Regions from separate parts of the Homo sapiens genome. Here region 1 is linked to region 2. A link is a loop called in an ENCODE intact Hi-C map of the cell type or tissue named here. Cell type or tissue: breast epithelium. All regions are shown on one strand. Each heading gives the region's core, and the rest is flanking DNA. Links, peaks and the distances in the headings are about the cores only. Region 1 overlaps SNAP23 (synaptosome associated protein 23). Region 2 overlaps STARD9 (StAR related lipid transfer domain containing 9).

Region 1 (6,916 bases), core at 4,417-6,916, 78 kb after region 2:
TAAAGTGTTCCTGAATGGTGCAATAAGAAATGGGATCACAGATTTATGTACATATATGAATCACTAAGAGTTCAGAAATTAAGCTCACTTTAAGAAAACTCAGCCAGGCACAGTGGCTCACGCCTGTAATCCCAGTACTTTGGGAGGCCAAGGCGGGTGGATCACGACGTCAGGAGTCCAAGACCAGCTTGACATGGTGAAACCCTGTCTCTACTAAAAATACAAAAATTAGCCGAGCGTGGTGACACACGCCTGTAATCCCAGCTACTCAGGAGGCAAGGCAGGAGAATTGCTTGAACCAGGGAGGCGGAGGTTGCAGTGAGCCCAGATCGCGCTATTGCACTCCAGCCTGGACAAGAGAGCGAGACTCTGACTCCAAAAAAAAAAAAAAGAAAGAAAACTCATTCTATTTTTCTCTTTGGAGCAGAGGTTGCAAAACTGTGATGCCTAACAAAAACGTTGTGTATAAAAGCTCCAAAACCAAGCATTAGCCTAAATTGGCTATAACTGCAACTTAAATCAAAAACTATATCCAACTAGATCTTCGTTGTGGCTATGCAACTTTTTGCTTTGTGGCCTGAAGGTTTTTACTGAGGTAACAACCTCTTATCTCTTGTCCTTCCCTCAACCACAAAAGCAAAAATAAACAACAACAAAAAACACCTCTACAGCTTCCTTCTTCATGGCTGTCTTTGGCAATGCTTCCAAATCTTGAAAGCAAAAGAACCTGCTGAAGTATATGAGGAGGATGAAAACACTAAACATGACATATGAAAACCAATCTAAGCGTATGAATTGAGAAAGAAAATACTAGAAGGAAGGCAGAGCAGCAGTCGGCCCTCAACAGAAAACAAAAAAGAAGGAGGGCTGTAACTGCTCTGGCCCTTCTTCCATATTATCTCCCAATTAGAAGAGCGTGGAACCGAAAACTTAAACTCTGAAAAGGTAATAACTTTCAAGGAGGAGCTACGGAAGTGAATAAATGATAAAGAAGAACAGCAGTAGCTTTAGCTGTCAATGAGTTTCTTTGCTCTGGCATTGGCAATATCAATACGATCTCTGTTGGTGTCAGCCTGAAAAACAAGAAAGATATCAGCTTTACAAGGTAAGTAACTCTAATAAAAATTAAACTTTTTACACTTGGAGTAACTGACACACCAAGAAAATCCAAGAAACCACGTGAAGTTACATTACAAAACTCATGTTGGGCAAGAAGTAACAGAATATGAAATTCATTTGGAAAACCCCTGGTATATAAACATGACAAAGGTGTAACATATAAGACCTTGCCAATATTTCATAAATTCTATAACGCATTTTTTCATAGTTTAACATGCCTGAAACTGGGATGCATCCTGTAATCAATGGCATTTTTTGATGCAATGAAATATGAAAGAGTGCTCTTCTCTGTTAAAGATCTGGACCTTGTGTGAGTCCTCTGAACTGAATCATAGAATCTCATCTGGATTCAGACACCCTAAGTCTAACCTGGAGAGACTGAAATAACCTTTCCAAAGATCTTTGAAACGAATCTATTACCATCCTCACCAACATCTGAATTAAAATGACAGGTAAATATAGCCTAAACCCAGACTGCAGCATTTAAAGCATCTTGTGAACCACTGTTTCAATTAAATCCATCAAAAGTGATTTAACAGAGAGCCAAGCTTAAAAACTCACCCTAAAGTTCACTGAGATTTTAATGAGGTATGACTTTCTTTTTTTCCTTTCTTTTTGAGAAAGGGTCTCACTCTGTTGCCCAGGCTGGAATGCAATGGTGCAATCACAGCTCACTGCAGCCTTCAACTCCTACACTCAAGCAATCCTTCTGCCTCAGCCTCCCGAGTAACTGGGACAATAGGCACATGCCACCATGCCTGGTCAATTTTTAAATTTTTTTAGTAGAGTCGAGGTCTTGCTCTGGTCTCAAACTCCTGAGCTCAAGCAATCCTCCTGCCTCCGCCTCTCAAAGTGTTGAGATTACAGGTGTGAGCTACCACGGTTGGCCAAGGTATGACTTTACATGTGACACATCAAAACACTGAAAACAATTTCGCTTTCACTATATTTATATCATGTAAAGTTAAGGGGGAAAAAAAAGAATCACAACTTTCTTTCACTCACATGACTCTATTTCGTGTGTCCACTCCATAAGAACTATTCTGCAGAACAGATTTTCACCTACGGACTCTTTCATGAGATGAGGATTCAGGAACTTAATTTATTTTTAGTTAACAAAATAGGCTGATGTGGGAGGAACGCTTTAGCCTAGGAGGCAGGCTGCAGTGAGCTGTGATTGTACCACCACACTACCCTAGGCGACAGAGCAAGACCCCATTCTCAATTAAAAAATTAGTTAACAAAATAAAACTCATTTGGGAGAGAAAAAAACACGCTCAAAAGCTAAAGTAGATACTAAGCTTCATGTGTGAAGGTTTAAGTAAAACTACTATATTCCAAAACTCTGGTTTCAAAATGCACCAACTACCATGACAGGGAGGACTTGGCTCTTGTTTTATGTGTTAGAACCACCACCTCATCAGAATTAAGACCTATGAGGACAGGAGCTTATTCTACCGTGTCCCCCACAGTATCTAGCACAGATGTCTATTACTGAAACACTGAACTGGGTGTCTCATTTTCTTGTGGCAATAAAAAGCTTTTACCTTGTCTGTGATTCGTTTTATTTGTGGATTTTGAGCATCAATCTCATTGCCTATGTTCAGGGCCATGTCTTTTAGATTTCCCAGGATACTGCCCACTTGAGTCAGGTTCTCTTCCATTTCATCTTCTCTGGCATCATTAGTTATGCTATCACAAGAAGACAGTTAATTCCATAGGTTTTGTTGAATTTAAATAAAAGTCTGGATTTACTTTTCACAAAAGTAAGTAACCAAAATGACTCTCAGCAAGTATAAGATCCAAAAGAATATAGGTTACCATTCCTGGGAAACATTCTATAATAAAAACTGGGAGACTCATCAAAGAGAGCACAGTATCTTAAAGCCATGTAAGAAAAGAAAGAAACTCTGAAACAGTGTTTCTCAAAGCTTAATTCCCAGCATCACCTGGGAAGCTGTTAGACATGAGAATGCTAATTCTCACACTCCATTCCAGACCTACTCAATCAGAAACTGTAAGTGCATCCCAGAAACCTACGGTTTAATAAGCCCCTCAAGTGGTTCTAATGCACAGTTAAGTCTATCTAAAGAAGCACTGCCCTAAGAGAGAGGTTGGAAAACTACGGCCCAAGGACCAAATCTGGCCACCATATGATTTTGTAAATCAAGTGTTATTCAAACACAGCTGTGCTCATTTGTTTACATATTGTTTATGCCTGCTTTAACCCTACAACAGAGTTGAGTAATTGCAAGGGACTGTATGGCCTGAAAAGTCTGAAATATTAACTCTCTGGCTCGTTACAGATCTTCTTACAGGAATCTAGCTGACCCTTGTTCTAGATGACACATTTTAAAACCTATTTTTTTCTATATATAAAAGTAAAATATGTCTAGTTCAATAATTTGGAAAGTACTGAAAAGTATAAAGAAAAGTTAATTCCATCACCCAAGGTCAACCACCACAGTCAACATTTTGTCTGGCCAGGTGTGGTAGCTTATGCCTGTAATCCCAGCACTTTGGGAGGCCGAGGCAGGTGGATCACCTGAGGTCAGGAGTCCAAGACCAGCCTGGTCAACATGGTGAAACCCTGTCTCTACTAAAAATACAAAAATTAGCTGGGCGTGGTGGCGCACACCTGTAGTCCCAGCTACTCGGAAGGCTGAGGCAGGAGAATAACTTGAACCTGGGAGGCAGAGGTTGCAGTGAGCTGAGATCACGCCACTGCACTCCAGCCTGGGCAACACAGCAAGACTCTGTCTCAAAACAAAACAACAAATAAAAAAAACCCACATTTTGTCAGTGGGCAGATTTTTAAATGCATTTTAAAAATGGAATAAATACAATTTTTATTTGTTTTATTAGGGGTCATGTACTGCTAAACTCATCTCCTAAGTGAACCATTCATTAAGAAAGGTACAGGAATATCAGGAGGAGTTGGCATACCGTTTAATGTATCCACCACTGGCTGCTCCCGTTGTTGGTTGCTGAAGCTGACCATTTGTCACCGGGCCTGGCTGTTTAGATACTACATTGCAAGGTGAGTTTTCTCCACCATCTCCCCATGTTGTCTTATAAGCCTTGCCAGACTCAAAGTTCTTTGTTCTATATAAGAGTCAGGAGTGTAGGGAGATACCAAAAAAAAGAAGACGGAGAGTTCTAATTATTAGTGCCTGTTACCTTGAGGATGACACTAATAACTCTAGTAGAAAAGCTGCATACAGCTAAGTCTAGATGATCTACACTATGCTCCATGGCAATATGGAATAGGAAATAGATGAATTATGTAAACCCATTGACACTAAAAAAAATTTTAAAAAGGTCCAAATACTACTTCTACCAAATCTTCACTAGGCTGTTAGCAAGTAGCAAAAGGCAACTATTTGATTTTTCAGGTTCCCTTAGCCTCTGGCACTATCGTTTTGCTTTTCTCTTCCTAGTGTATCCAGCACTATCTAGAAAAGAGGTTAATGCACATTACTTAAAAAAAGGTCCCTTAGAAAAGGTGTTCTGGGATACCTTAAGAGGTTCCTTGAAGGCATCTCAGAGGTTGACAAGGGATGACAGAATAAGAAGGCTGATGCTGGGTGCAGTGGCTCACGCCTGTACTCCCAGCACTTTGGGAGGCCAAGGCGGGTGGATCGCTTGAGCTCAGGAGTTTAAGATCAGCCAGGGCAACACAGCAAAAACCCATCTCTCAAACTCCTGACCTCAAGTGATCCATCCACCTCGGCCTCCCAAAGTGCTGGGACTACAGGCTCGTGAGCCACTGCTCCCTGCCTCAAAATGCCATCTCTATAAAAAAATACAAACATTAGCTGGGTGTGGTGGCACACGCCTGTGGTCCCAGCTACTCGAGAGGCTGAGGTGGGAGGACTGCTTGAGCCCAGAAGGTCGAGGCTGCAGTGAGCCATGATAGTGCCACTGCACTCCAGCCTGGGTGACAGAGTGAGACCTAATCTTAAATAAATAAATAAAATTTTAAAATAAGAAGACTGAATTTGAACCAGCGTAGTTCCAGCTGATCAGTTTTTATTAGAATTTTCCATGAAATTTTAAACAATGGTTTCTTACAAACAAACCAGCCATCAGGAAAGAAAGGCATGAATAATTTCCAAATTGGACAATCAGCGGACAAATAAGTACCTTGACCACACAAGCGGTCATTCATAAATCCTGTAGTGTAGGAGTTTTTCATTTAAGAGTTTCCTCTTTAAAAAAACGATCAAGGCCGGGCACAGTAGCTCACACCGGTAATCCCAGCACTTTGGGAGGCCAAGGTGGGTGGATCACCTGAGGTCAGGAGTTCAAGACCAGCCTGGGCAACATGGTGAAACCCCATCTCTACTAAAAATACAAAAATTAGCTGGGTGTGGCACCACGTGCCTATAATCCCAGCTACTGGGGAGGCTGAGGCAGGAGAATCGCTTGAACCCAGGAGGCGGAGGTTGCAAGGAGCCAAGATCACACCACTGCACTCCAGCCTGGGCAACAGAGCGAGACACTCCATCTCAAAAAAAAAAAAAAATCATAAGTCTAAGTGTCTTAAAAAGAAAGAAAAAGTGGCTATTACAGGGAAAAAAAAATGGCTGTTACGGAAAAGTGACACAAAACTTTTCTTGATTATTTGGCTAAAGTCAAGCTTTCATTCAATTTTAGTTTTCACTTTTCTATAAACAAAAACGAAATAGTATGTTGCTCAAATATTGATCTCTGATTTATTCTACATTTTACATTAATAAGGAAGTTTTAAAATTGCAAAAATTAAAAAGGTAGGGAAGAGATTTTATGAAAAAAGTGACTTCTTCCTTAATAGGCATGTGAGGATTCATTTTCGGCAAACCTAGAATTGAATCTTAGACTTTATCATTAACATTACAGAAAGGATACTACTAATTTTTTTTTGTGAGAGGCATTGCAAAGGCAAATTTATGAACACTGAAGAGCTAGTTCTCCAAGTGTGTTTCATGGTACCACTTTAAGTTATCATAATTATGTTTCTATGCTGTTTTTATTAATTAACCCATTTATTTATTAAGAAGCCATGTTAAATTTTTCTTGGAACAAGGTAGGATATATATTTTTAAAATAAATATTCACATGTATTCTTTGTTAATAATAAGAAAGGTCCCAGGCAAAATTCTAGAGCAGAGTAAGTGCTAGTAAATAAAACAAAAGCAATATATTAGTTTATCAGAAAGTTAATAACCACAAATATTAACAGAAGTAACAGAAGTGGGGCTTTTATTAGAATTTCGGATTGTGGAACAGGTGCAAGAGAGAAGGTTGAAATTCCAAAGTAACTAATGAGATATTATGTTTCTGACAGCACAAAAAGAGGAGTGGACTGGGACATGACCTTGGGTTCTGGTCTATTAAGGAATATATATGCATTCCAACCTCCTTCCCAACATTAAGAGGCAATATTTGAAAAAATTCTTTACACTTATGAGAATTCTTCTTTCCACAATTAGATATAAGGGCATAAAATGCAAATGAATTGTTTAAAAATGATCATGTGAATGATTTTTAATTGAAACATAGTCTATAAACAAAGAATCAGATTGGTTATCAAACTCTGCTGTCTTTAAAATGACTGGATCTTGGCCGGGTGCGGTGATTCACACCTGTAATACCAGCACTTTGGGAGGCCGAGGCAGGCAGATCACGAAGTCAGGAGTTCGAGACCAGCCTGGCCAACATGGTGAAACCCTGTCTCTACTAAAAATACAAAACTTAGCTGGGTGTGGTGGCGCTCGAATGCAGTCCCCGCAACTCAGGAGGCAGAGGCAGAAGA
Region 2 (13,056 bases), core at 6,308-8,807:
TTAGCATGAGCCTAAGACTCATGTTCTTAGGTGCTCACTGTCAGCTCACAGATGACCCAAATAAGAATGCTAATAAGGGGCCAGGCGAGGTGGCTCCGGCCTGTAATGCCACCATTTTGGGAGCCCAAGGTTGGAGGATCACTTGAGGCCAGGAGTTTGAAACCAGCTTGGGCAATATAGAGAGACCCTGTCTCTACAAAAAATATAAAGATTAGCCAGGTGTGGTGGAACATGCTTGTAGTTCTAGCTACTTCAGGAGGCTAAGGCCCTGAGACAGGATGATCACTTGAGCCCAGGAGATTGAGGCTGCAGTGAGCCATGATTGTGCCACTGCACTCCAGCCTGGACGACAGAGTGAGACCCTGTCTCTAATAATAATCATAATAATGTTAATAAGGGTATGCCAAAGATTAACTGATCAACTCTTTTGGGGAGTTCTTGACAGGAGAGAGGTACCATTAGTCTCTTATAGTTACTGTTGAATTCTGAGCAGTAATAAATAATATTCCAGTGTCATGTGGCTTGGCTGTGTGACTGCTGACAGTTTCCAGTTTATTTCCCCACATAGCCTTAATGACCCACAATGTGAGATAACCTAATCACCCCTCGTCCTTGTATCCTGAAAAAGCCCTAATACAATGGCAAGTTTAACAGCCAACAGCAACAAGCATAAAGTAGACACACTGAAGAGCAGTTGTATGAGAAGTGGACATGTTAGCAGTCTGCCCAGCAGCTGGCCTGGACAAGGACAATGAGGGTGGCAGTATAAAAGATGGCATGATTATCAAGGTTGAGGGAGTCTTTATCTAGTCATAGGCAAAACCCAAGAAGGGTAAGCTGTGTCTCTGTCTAAAGGATAGTATATTTAAAAGGTGATGCTGGACTAAAGATCCAAAAGAAGGCTTTCCTTCCATCAGGTGGAATTTCCAAGAACGAGAATGTCTCCAACAATTGAGGCAAATCCTCTGGGAACATTTCCATTCCTAATAATTAAGGATCCTACAAGGCAGACACTGGCAAACTTTTTCTATCAAGAGCCAGATAGCAAGTATTTTCAGCTTTGTGGATCATAATGTTTCTGTCACAACTACTCAACTCCATCTTTGTAGTATACAAAATCATCCACAAATATTACATAAACTAATGGACATGGCTGTATTTCAAAAAATCTTTACTTTCTAAAACAGGTGGTGGCAAGATTTGGCCCACAGATCATAGTTTGCCAAGCCCTGCTGTAGGGCAAAAGTCCTTTTTAGAGCCAACTTCAAAAAATAGAATAGATTTGTGGGTTTCCATAGAAAAAGGGGGAAAAAAGCAAGACTAAGAGAGTCCTGGGTACTTTCAATCCTTGGAAATTCATTAAAATAATTTATCATTGAAAATAAAATGAAAGTACATATACAGATCACCTCGACCCATTTTCTTACTGTGACTGATACTATATCAAAGTTAAAGCCATTCAACAAACTCAACAGTGAGTAATCTATCAGTTAAGAAAGAATCAGTTTGGGCCAGGCACGGTAGCTCACGCCTGTAATCCCAGCACTTTGGGAGGCTGAGATAAGCGGATCACCTGAGGTCAGGAGTTCAAGACCAGCCTGGCCAACATGGCGAAACCCCGTCTCTACTAAAAGTACAAAAATAAGTCGGGCGTGGTGGCGGGTGCCTGTAATCCCAGCTACTCAGGAGGCTGAGGCAGGAGAAGCTTGAACCCGGGCGGCGGAGGTTGCAGTGAGCCAAGATTGCGCCACTGCACTCCAGCCTGGGCGACAAGAGTGAGACTCTGTCTTAAAAAAAGAAAAGAAGAAGAAAAAGAAAGTATAAGTTTGGCTATTGCAGCAAACCCCAAAAGAATAGTGGTTTAAACAATGAAGTTTATTTCTGGCTTATGCTACACAGGAGTCAGTAGGGGACACTGATTGTTACAGCTTCTCTAGGGCCCAACTGAGAGAACAACCCATCTCCAATGTTGCTGATCATGCTGCCGAAAGGAAAGAGGGCTTTAGAGGGTCATATCCCAGCAATCAAAGGCTCAGACATTATTTCTGCTAATAACCCACTGGCTAGAACCAATCACATGGCCCCACCTAACCAAGTGGGGCTGGGAAGTGAAATCCTAGCAGCAGAAGATGAAGGGCAATGAATATTCAGCGAGCAGCAAAAATGACTATCATAAAGCAATGGTTATGCTGCTTTTACGTAAATGATCACAAAATGAGACTCTTATTCAAACACATTTCTTTATTTTTTATTTTATTTCTTGGAGATAGTGTCTCGTTCTGTCGCCCAGGCTGGAGTTCAGTGCCGTGATCTAAGCTTACTGCAACCTCCACCTCCTGCGTTCAAGTGATTCTCCTGCCTCAGCCTCGCGAGTAGCTGGGATTACAGGAGCCCACCACCATGCTCAGCTAATTTTTGAATTTTTAGTAGAGATAGGGTTTTGCCATATGGGCCAGGCTGGTCTGGAACTCCTGACCTCAAGTGATCCATCCGCCTCAGCCTCCCAAAGTGCTGGAATTGCAGGCATGAGCCACCACACCCAGCCATTATTCAAATACATTTCTGATTAACTAGTTAGCCAGAAACCACTGTCACCTTCACTTAAATTAAAATTTCAGGGCTGGGCACGGTGGCTCACACCTGTAATCCCAGCACTTTGGGAGGCCAAGGCAGGCAGATCACGAGGTCAGGAGTTCAAGACTAGCCTGGCCAACATGGTGAAACCCGATCTCTATTAAAAACACAAAAATTAGCTGGGCGTGGTGGCGCGTGCCTGTAGTCCCAGCTACTCAGGAGGCTGCAGCAGGAGAATTGCTTGAACCTGGGAGGCAGTGGTTGCAGTGAGTCAAGATTGTGCCACTGTACCCCAGCCTGGTGACAGAGCAAGACTCCATCTCAAAAAAAAAAAAAAAGTTTTAAAAATAGTTGTTTCCTCACAAGCAAAGAAATGACACAGATCTACTAAAGAATCTTTTGACCATACCGTCTCTTCTGCAGAAGTGTGTTCATGACACACTGACTGAGCCACATTAGGGTTATGAATAGAAGCCAGGGTTAGAGAGAGGACTTGGGTCACGTTCTGAGGGCTTAGAAGCCTTCTTCAACACTCGACTTATTTGGGCAGAATGACATCACAGAAGAAAAAAAGCATTTCCTTTCTAGCTTTTAGTTTTCTCTTTGTCCCCTTTCTCTTCTTCCAATATATTCCCCTTCCCGCCCCCCACTATCCTCAGCAGCAAAATCATTCAAAAGAGCAGCAGTCCCAGGAGTTTGGTCTCTAGATCTAGGGATGCCCGGAACTGTCATAAGAAAACCCTAGCAAGCCCCTGAGGTACCAAAGAGGAAAGAGGATCTCACACATCTAAGGCTGAAGCTGGGACATGGCACCCAGCAACAACGCACAGTGCATGCTCGGTTAACACTGACTGAATACATGAATACATAATCTATGGACTGAATCCAGAATAGTCACAATAAATGAGTGTTGACTAAAATTAAATTATAGCTGTTCTTTAGGTTTCCCCCAATCCTTTCTGCATTAATTTCCACATATTTGATCTTCAGGCAAGATAAACATTACCAGGTCAGTATCTTCCACAAAGCACCGTTTTCATATTTTTGATTGTGTTCACAAGAGCTCTTTATCACCTTTTGGTATTGGGTCCTGTCAGCACTCTGAGAGGTAGTCCAATATGTCAAAGATGCTTCAAGTTTTTTTGGTTGCTAATAATTTTATATAAGAAAACAAGCCTGGAGGATGGAGTTTTTGTTCTTAACATTCATTCCTGCCTATGTGGAAAAAACTTTTCCTGCAATCAGGCTGCTAGGAGCAAATTTCCTGTTTTTAATACTGTTTAGTCTAAATGGGTCTCTAGAGACCAATCTTAATGTAAGAGAAGCAAGGGAGCTGAGCCTCTGAGACAATTCCGGTTTCATTGTTGGGTTCAGCCAGCCCAGGTGAAGCCCATATCATTCTTGGCAATCCAGGGTCTGGTTGAAGAGATTAGTTATGTGTTCATCTGAACAGCATCCACCTCACGCATCCGGCTGGCAGGGTCCTGTCTTCCCTCAAGCCACACTACCCACAAACCACACTACCCTCCTCCAATCCTAAAGACTAGCTTGCAGAAGGGCAGTGCTGCATGCCAGAGTCACAAGATCTCTAACCACACTCGTCTGTGGCACTTCTTACACCTCAGCCCTTCATAGCAAGTCACTTCAACCAAGCAAACAAAGCCTGACTCCAGCCTTAGCCCATATCCCTGGACAAAGGTGTTTCTCAAGGTTGTCTCAGCAACTTACCAAAGTGTATGCAAAAAAACAAAAAATAAGATAATGGAAAAGAGACCTGCGGGGGGTGGGGGTGAGCACTCAGCTCCACAATTACTTGTTAGTGACAACTAAGAAATATACTGACACAAACCTGGACAGTCAATCAGGAACTTGAGGCTGGTTTTCAATAAAACATAGTAAACCTCTAAAAATCCTAACGGAGCTGACAAATGCCTAAGAGATTCATCCTCCCTACTGTGTAAGTACTTCTATGTGGAAGATACTGATCAGAGGGGGGTAAATAAATACTTGCTAGAAAATAAATACTTGGAAGCAGGTGGGATTTAGGAAAAACCTGTAAAACAATATAGGATTTAATTATATTCAAATATATATTTGTGTGTGTGTGTGTGTGTGTGTGTGTGTGTGTGTATAAGTGTGTGTGTGTATAATATATTAAGATTCTCCTAGATTCAGTCTGGAGGTCCTGTATTTATTCTTTCCCTCTCTAATATGAAACTGGAATTCCTAGGGTACTCCACAGATGAGAAAGAATCTATTCAGAAAAAGAGGCATCAGGAGGGTGGGCACAGTGGCTCACACCTGTCATCCCAGCACTTTGGGAGGGTGAGGTGGGCAGATCACTTGAGGTCAGGAGTTTGAGACCAGCCTGGCCAACATGGTGAAACCCCATCTCTACTAAAAATATAAAAATTAGCCGCGCATGGTGGTGCATGCCTGTAGTCCCAGCTACTCAGGAGAATGAGGCAGGAGAATTGCTTGAACCCAGGAGGCGAAGGTTGTAGTGAACTGAGATCGCACCACTGTACTCCAGCCTGGGTGACAGAGAGAGACTCCATCTTAAAAAAAAAAAAAAAAAAAAAAAAAAGCACCAGAAAAATGCAGGGTTGTGCTGGGAAGGAAAAAGAGCACAATGGTTACAGGGTTGTGCACAGACTTTAGACTCCTCCATGTGGAGGACGTGGCACATGCCTGTAGTCCCAGCTACTCAGGAAGCTAAGGTGGTAGGATCACTTGAGCCCGGGAGATAGAGGCTGCAGTGAGCTATGATCACGCCACTGCACTCCAGCCTGGGAGACAGAGTGAGACCTTGTCAATCAATCAATCAATGAAGTACACTTCAAAACCCAGCCTCTGGGTCAGAATGAGTGAAATGAAGCATCCATTTGCTATAATGGGTGAGCTATTTTTTGTGCCTTAGAGAGTAGCTGGGTCAGTTAGGTCTACTCAGGGGATTCAGAAGAAAGCACCCTGACTGTACATGTATACAAGCACTTACTCTGGATACAAAACTAAAAATAGGCTGGGCGCAGTGGCTTACACCTGTAATCCCAGCACTTTGGGAGGCTGAGGTGGGAGGACCACCTGAGCCCAGGAGTTTGAGACCAGCCTAGGCAACTTGGAAAAACTCCATCTTAAAAAAAAAAAAAAATACAAAAATTAGCTGGGTGTGGTGGTGCGCACCTGTGTTCCCAGGTACTTGGGAGGCTGAGGTGGGAAGGTGGCTTGAGCCCAGGAGGTGAAGGTTGCAGTGACCTGAGATCACACCACTGCACTCCAGCCTGGGCAACAGAGTCCGACCCTGTTTCAAAAAACAAAACTAAAAATAGGTGGTGTTCTGCACATCTCAGAGAGAGGGGCCAATAGAGAGGCTTGAAAACACATGTTCTATATTCATGACTCTTGGTCTTTTCCTATAGTAAATGCAAGATTTAACAGTCCAATATTTTCCAATTGTCAGCTAATTCATGTCATACTCCAAGTATTAGAGGTTAGCACAGAGAAGGAGTGCAAAGGTAGCAGGATGTGGTGAGACAGTAGAATGGACTAAAACTGGGCTTCATCTCTGAACCTCAGTAAGCACATCTGTAAAACAGAGTACTAACCCACTTTACAGGGTTGTTGTGAAGGTGATAAGTACTCAATACAGTACCTGGAAGACTGTAGGTTCTCAAAAAGTGCTATTTTCTTTTCTCCCTTCCCATTGAAGCAAGCTGGTTTGAACATTTTCCAAAATTAAGTACAACTTTTCCAAACCCTGAAATTGAATCTAAACTCCATGGGAATGTTTCCAGATGTTTATGGAAAGAGGAAGTTGTTTGTATTTTCTTAAAATCTCTGATGCGGGAGAAAAGGAAAAGCAATACCAGCCAGAGACCACGACATGTTTGTGCTTTAAACATCGCCACAACACCACCACAAACAAGATGAAATTAGTTTAACAGGGGAGGAACAGTAAAGAAAGAAAAGTAATTATGGGTTTCCATCCCTGTCAGATGTCTTCTCATCTCAGCAGAACCATGATCTCCACCAACTGCATGGAAGCTGCATTAATCTTCCTCGGACACCAATTCAGCGCATATCCCCAGAACGCAGCTGTATCTTTTCTAACTGCCTAACTAGAGAGACAAGAATTGGGAAATAAAGTTATTGACAAAGGGATTATCCCCCACTTCTAGGAAGAGAAGCAAGAAAAGTGAGTTTGAACACACTGTTGTTTACCTCTTCCACTCCTGAGGACCAGCTGTTTAAGGGGCTATTTGTATACAGATGGTGATCTTATGGGCTTAAGTGCACTGCTTCTGCCCTGAAACCAATTCCCCAGGGGCTCTGTCTTTTATAATTTTGACACCTAGACTTGGGGGATGCCTGGGCACATCTGGTCACCATTTGATTTCAGGCTTCTATTGTGTTCAGTCTGTTGCGGAAGTGAGTCTATAAATAGCTCATGTTCCTTTGCCTCATACTTGAAAAATAAGAAACTGTCAACTCTGCCTTTCCTGCAGAAAGGTTTTCGCTGTAGTTCAAACATCTGAATCCAGCCCCTCTATAATGACCATACATCAAGTTAATATGCTAAGTAGCAGCCTCAACCAAATGATTCATATATCTATTTTATTATAAGATTAAATGGCATCCAGAATAAAACTCAGGAGAGAGCTCCATGTTAGGACTAGTGAATAATTCATATGATGCTTTGAGAAGTCTTTGATCTTTTTGGAAACTCACCAAGCTGTGAGGTTAAATTTATGTACATGAAACAGCACCCTCAAGATTTAAGAAGAAATGTCCTTCTCATCTTTGGAACAGAATATATGGATTTAAATTCCATTCGATCCAGGTCAGGCGCGATGGCTCACACCTGTAATCCCAGCACTTTGGGAGGCTGAGGTGGATGGATCACTTGAGCCCAGGAGTTAGAGACCAGCCTGAGCAACATAGTGAGACCTTGTTTCTACAAAAAATAAAAAATTAGCCAGGTGTGGTGGCACATGTTTGTAGTCTTAGTTACTCAGGAGGCTAAGTTGGGAGGATTGCTTGAGCCCAGGAGATCAAGGCTGCAGTGAACTAAGATCACACCACTGCATTCCACTCCAGCCTGGGGGACAGAGAGAGACCCTGTCTCAAAAAAAAAAAAAAAAAAAAAAAAAAAAAATCAATTTGATCCTGAATAAAGCAATCATACTATGAACTAGATTTCCTCCCCTGACAAAAACAATCTTCCTCCCTCTTCACGTTTTTTCAAATCCTTGGTTAAAATATGATAACATTTACCACACTGTGGAGTAATTCTCTCTTTAGTATCTGTCTCTGTCAAGAACTATTAGTTTTTAAAGGACAAATACAATGTTGGTTCTTATTGGTTATTTCCAGTGCCTAGCACAATTCTTGGCATATTTTTATGTAAATGCATGCTGAATGAATGAACGAGGTAGAATAATCACATATTATATGACCTTATGAGCTTCCACAAATAAAAAAATCAAATTTGATGTTGATTTAAGAGACAGGTAAGAGAAGCGTGGATCAAACAAGTAGAAGCAGACAGACTGAAACTGCCTTTGCAAAAATCATGACAGTGAAAAATCTGACATAGGAAGTTATGGCAGTGAAAGAAATCTGACCTAAGCAACTCCATCTTACTTCTAACCTCCAGGCTACCTTGTTCACTCCTGGGCACAGGTCAAGCTAACTAAGGAAGGAATTTATAGTTTAACTTTGAAACAGGTAACAGCCCCTTCCCCAAACAAACCCCCTCCTTGCATGGGGACCAGACCACCTTTGTAAAACTAACACATTAGCCACAAGACTAGAAATTACGGTGCAGGAGTCATGCAGTCAGGGATCACAAGATTCTTAACCTCCTCAATTGCTCCTATAGATAGGAACTGAAGTATTTTTCCTTTGGTTCTTTGAACCAAAGATAGGAATTGAAGTATTTTTCAGACCCTGTATTCTGATGACCAGCTGGTGCCACCCAGACCTTACAAAACTGGCTCATCTGGTCCTGTGGCCCTCCCACCCAATAACTGACTCAGCACAAGAAGACAAGCTTTGACCCCCTATGATTTCATCCCAGACCCAACCAATCAATATTCCCCATTCCCTAGCCCCCTGCCTGCAAAACTATCCTTTAAAAACCCTCGTCTCCACATATTTGGGGAGACTGATTTGAGTAATAAACTCTGGGCTTTTGCTTAGCTGGCTCTGTGTTTATTCAACTCTTTATTGTGATTCCACTGTCTCGGTAAATTGGCTCTATGGGGCAGCAGGCAAGAACCTTGTAATCTGGTGATTACAAGAACAAAGACACAAATTGTTTCCTCTTCACCTCCACACCTGCTCACAATTCTAAAATGTCTATTTTTGGCTGGCATGGTGGCTCATGCCTGTAATCCCAGCACTTTGGGAGGCTGAGAGGATCACAGGGTCAGGAGTTCGAGTCCAGCTGGGCTTGCATGGGGAAACCCAATATTTACTAAAAATACAAAAATTAGTCAGGTGTGGTAGCACGTGCCTGTAGTCCCAGCTACTCAGGAGGCTGAGGCAGGCTGCACTCCAGCCTAGGCAACAGAGCAAGACTCTGTCTCGAAAATAAATAAATAAATAAATAAAAAGTCTATTTTTACTGGAAAGTGGGCTTGTGTAAATATATGTAAATCACAGAATAATTGGAGCCAACATATTGTAACAACCACCTCAAACTTTATCCTGGAAAAGAATATATGAGGCCAAACTCCAGTCCCAAAAAATGCAGTTCAGAAAGAGCAGCAAGTAGCAGCAAGGATCCATACTGGATATGAGGCAGGAGAATAGGGTCTAGAGGCAGGGAACCTAAGGCTCTCACGCCAACTTCCCAGAACTAAACTGAAAGGAAAACCCTAGACTTTCCACGCCTAAGTAACAAAAGTAACAAAAGGGGTGGGATGAAGGAGTTGGGGGTCTTGGCTTCATTTGCAACTTTGTAACTTCACTCCACAGCTCTGAATGGTTGCTGTCTACAACCAATCAGGCTGATTGCTGGCCGAGTCTTCTTCGTTTACCATAGAGGTATGACTTTGTAACTTCACCCTAACCTCTGTTTGCACAGCAGTGTGACTTTTGCAACTTCACTTCAGGCTCTGGTTGACTGCCTTCTGCAACCAATCAGACAGATTGCAAGCTACCACTTCATTTACATGAGGTGAGCATGCAGTGGCCAATGGGAAAACTTCTAGAGGGTATTTGCACCCAAGGAGATTCTGTATCTGATCCCTTGAGTCAGTGCTCAGCCTGCTCCCATACTGTGGAGTGTACTTTCATTTTTAATAAATCCCTGCTTTCATTCTCTCGTTTCATTCTTTCTTTGCTTTACTGGGCATTTTGTCCAATTCCTTCTTCAAAACACCAAGAACCTGGACAACTTGCAGTCACGACCCCTCTACCTTGAACATACCATACCTTAGCCAGGTATATCAAAACCTGCAACTGGAAATGCCCCAAAATATTTCATAGTAAATTATCAATTTCTGGCTTTGGCTTTAAGAGATAAAGTCACCCAGCCATGTTCTAGAAGCCAGAGCATACTATTGCCATGTCTGACAAAGACTCTGCCTGCCTTTGGTGTAGGAAACAAACACTAAATTAAAATTTGCTCTAGGCTGGGTGCAGCAGCTAATGCCTGTAATCACTTTGGGAGGCTGAGGTGGGTGGATCACTTGACGTTAGGAGTTCAAGACCTAAGCCTGGCCAACATGGTGAAACACTGTCTCTACTAAAAATATAAAAACGAGCCGGGCGTGGTGACACGCACCTGTAGTCCCAGCTACTCAGAAGGCTGAGGCAGGAGAATCACCTGAACCCGGAGGCAGAGGTTGCAGTGAACTGAGATCGCACCACTGCACTCCAGCCCAGGTGACAGAGCAAGACTGCCTCAAAATAAATAAATAAATAAAATAAAGTAAAATAGGCTCTAGAGTCCATAGAGCAAAATGTAAATTTTTTGCAGATCATCTGCTGACGCTAGACTTAATGCTATAGGGTTTGTGGAATATAAATCAAACACACTGTCCATCTTTGCACTGATAGGTGAAATAAAGAATATATTAACAGACCGACAATGGAGAGTTTTGCTCAGAAAACCCTCCTGTAGAAAAACAGATATATCCGGGAAGTGGGGGGCAGCCCCCACCCGGCCAGCCGCCCCGTCCGGGAGGTGGGGGGGCAGCCCCCGCCCAGCCAGCCGCCCCGTCCGGGAGGTGGGGGGCAGCCCCCGCCCGGCCAGCCGCCCCATCCGGGAGGTGGGGGGCAGCCCCCGCCCGGCCGCCGCCCCGTCTGGGAGGTTGGGGGGCGCCTCTGCCCGGCCGCCCCGTCTGGGAAGTGAGGAGCCCCTCTGCCCGGCCGCCACCCCGTCGGGAGGTGTACCCAATAGCTCACTGAGAATGGGCCATGATGACGATGGCGGTTTTGTCGAATAGAAAAGGGGGAAATGTGGGGAAAAGAGAGAGAGATCAGACTGTTACTGTGTCTGCGTAGAAAGAAGTAGACATAGGAGACTCCATTTTGTTCTGTACTAAGAAAAATTCTTCTGCCTTGGGATGCTGTTAATCTATAACCTTACCCCCAACCCGTGCTCTCTGAAACATGTGCTGTGTCCACTAAGGGTTAAATGGATTAAGGGCAGTGCAAGATGTGCTTTGTTAAACAGATGCTTGAAGGCAGCATACTCGTTAAGAGTCATCACCACTCCCTAATCTCAAGTACCCAGGGACACAAACACTGCTGAAGGCGGCAGGGCTCTCTGCCTAGTAAAACCAGAGACCTCTGTTCACATGTTTATCTGCTGACCTTCCCTCCACTATTGTCCTATGACCCTGCCAAATCCCCCTCTCCGAGAAACACCCAAGAATGATCAATAAATACTAAAAAAAAAAAAAAAAAGAAAGAAAAACAGATATATCAAGTGAGATAAACGAAGCAGGCTGGCACTGTGGCTCATGTCTGTAATCCCAACACTTTGGGAGGCCAAGATGGGCAGATCACCTGAGGTCAGGAGTTCGAGACCAGCCTGATCAACATGGAGAGACCCCATCTTTACTAAAAATACAAAATTAGCTGGGCATGGTGGTGCATGCCTATAATCCCAGCTACTCGGGAGGCTGAGGCAGGAGAACCGCTTGAACCCGGGAGGCAGAGGTTGCAGTGAGCCAAGATCGTGCCGTTGCACTCCAGCCTGGGCAACAAGAGCGAAACTTGGTCTCAAAAAAAAAAAAAAAAGAAAGAAAGAAACGAAGCAAAACCCTCTCTCTCTCACACACACATGCACAAGCACCCCCCATTTGTTTACCCAGCACCTAGCCCATCCCTGGCATATAATAGATAAATGTTTGTTGAGTGAAGAATGCTTTTTCTGTAACCTATAACCTTGTATCCAGTATACACTGCTTCCTCTCCTCAGGTTAAAAGTCCTCATAGCTCCTCCAAATTATCTAAAGGGAAAGCACCCATCCTCCCTTTCTTGCTTCCTGGAATGGGAGTGATGACATGTCCTATATAGGCTGGACTCAACTAAGTATCCAGTACGCTTCTGAAACCACTTTGTCATTGTACCAGAGAAACCGTTTGGTCTTCATCTCCTCTAGGAGTCTGGACCAGCTTAGAGGTGAAATATAGGAGTCTGGCCTCCTGAAACACTTGGAAAGATGGGCACTGTGACTATATCCTCTTAGTTTCACCCAGACTAGCACCACCTGATCCCCTCAAACACATGGTGTACATTCCTGCCTTAGAGTCTTTAAGCTGTCCCCTCCAACCAAAATGACCCTCCCTGAACTCATTCAAAACAAACTTTGGATATGTTATTCTTCTGGATTCCTTAAGTACTTACTCTAAGTACGATTATAACACTTAAATGCTTGTTATTCTTGATGATCTTTACATACCTAAAGCCTGGTAATCCCAATAAGACTGTAAGCTTTTTGAGGGCAGGAATCACATCTACTACTCTGTATTCCTCGCAGCACTAAACCCCATGTGTTGCTTCCTAAATGCTTACTGAATGAATGAATAAATGAATGGTCACTGTGCTAGGAAACGTGGCATGTTCAAAGATAGATGAGACCTAGTCTGCCTTCAAGGATCACTCAGACTAATAAAATAGATAAGCCTTGTATCCAAAGAGCATTAACTTTAGTTAGTAAACAGAATGTATCACAAGGGAGTAACAAGATACTATGAGAATCCAAGAGATGGTGACTTCAAGGAAGAAGCATCATTTTAACTGAACCTTAAAGAACAAGCAGTATTTTGTACGATAGAAACTGGAGAGGTGAGATGTATTAATATACACTAGGAAGAGGAGCCAATATAAGCAAAAGCAGAGAAAGATATGGCATTTTGGGGAAGGGCAATAACCAAAATAACTAGGACAGTCTGAGAAAGAACGAGCCCTCACCAATATTAAAAAGTAGTGAAACAAGATGGTGTTTTCATGTATATTTGAAA

Evidence for each region. A loop is a pair of places that touch in the nucleus more often than their neighbours do. Peaks named below come from ENCODE experiments on the same cell type or tissue, not always from the same donor. Only the 100,000 strongest peaks of a DNase experiment are listed, where the experiment ranks them.
Region 1: a loop joins it to region 2, with 27 times the contacts of the local background. A loop is called at or near these places in 1 of 110 quality-filtered maps.

Annotation. Positions count from the first base shown.
Region 1 is chr15:42,525,570-42,532,485 of GRCh38, reverse strand. SNAP23 (synaptosome associated protein 23) reads right to left here. Exons shown (of 8, transcript NM_003825.4): 6 at 4,066-4,224; 7 at 2,667-2,811; 8 at 1-1,073. The coding sequence ends at 1,008. It also overlaps a transcript of LRRC57 not described here. Among named protein-coding and RNA genes, the nearest start is that of LRRC57, 20 kb to the left of the region's middle. In breast epithelium, for the core only: no CTCF peak of the experiment used is centred there; no DNase peak of the experiment used is centred there.
Region 2 is chr15:42,599,300-42,612,355 of GRCh38, reverse strand. All of the region lies in intron 3 of STARD9 (StAR related lipid transfer domain containing 9), which reads right to left. Among named protein-coding and RNA genes, the nearest start is that of STARD9, 30 kb to the right of the region's middle. RefSeq lists enhancers at 3,044-3,313, 10,942-11,558. In breast epithelium, for the core only: no CTCF peak of the experiment used is centred there; no DNase peak of the experiment used is centred there; H3K27ac peaks cover 716 bases.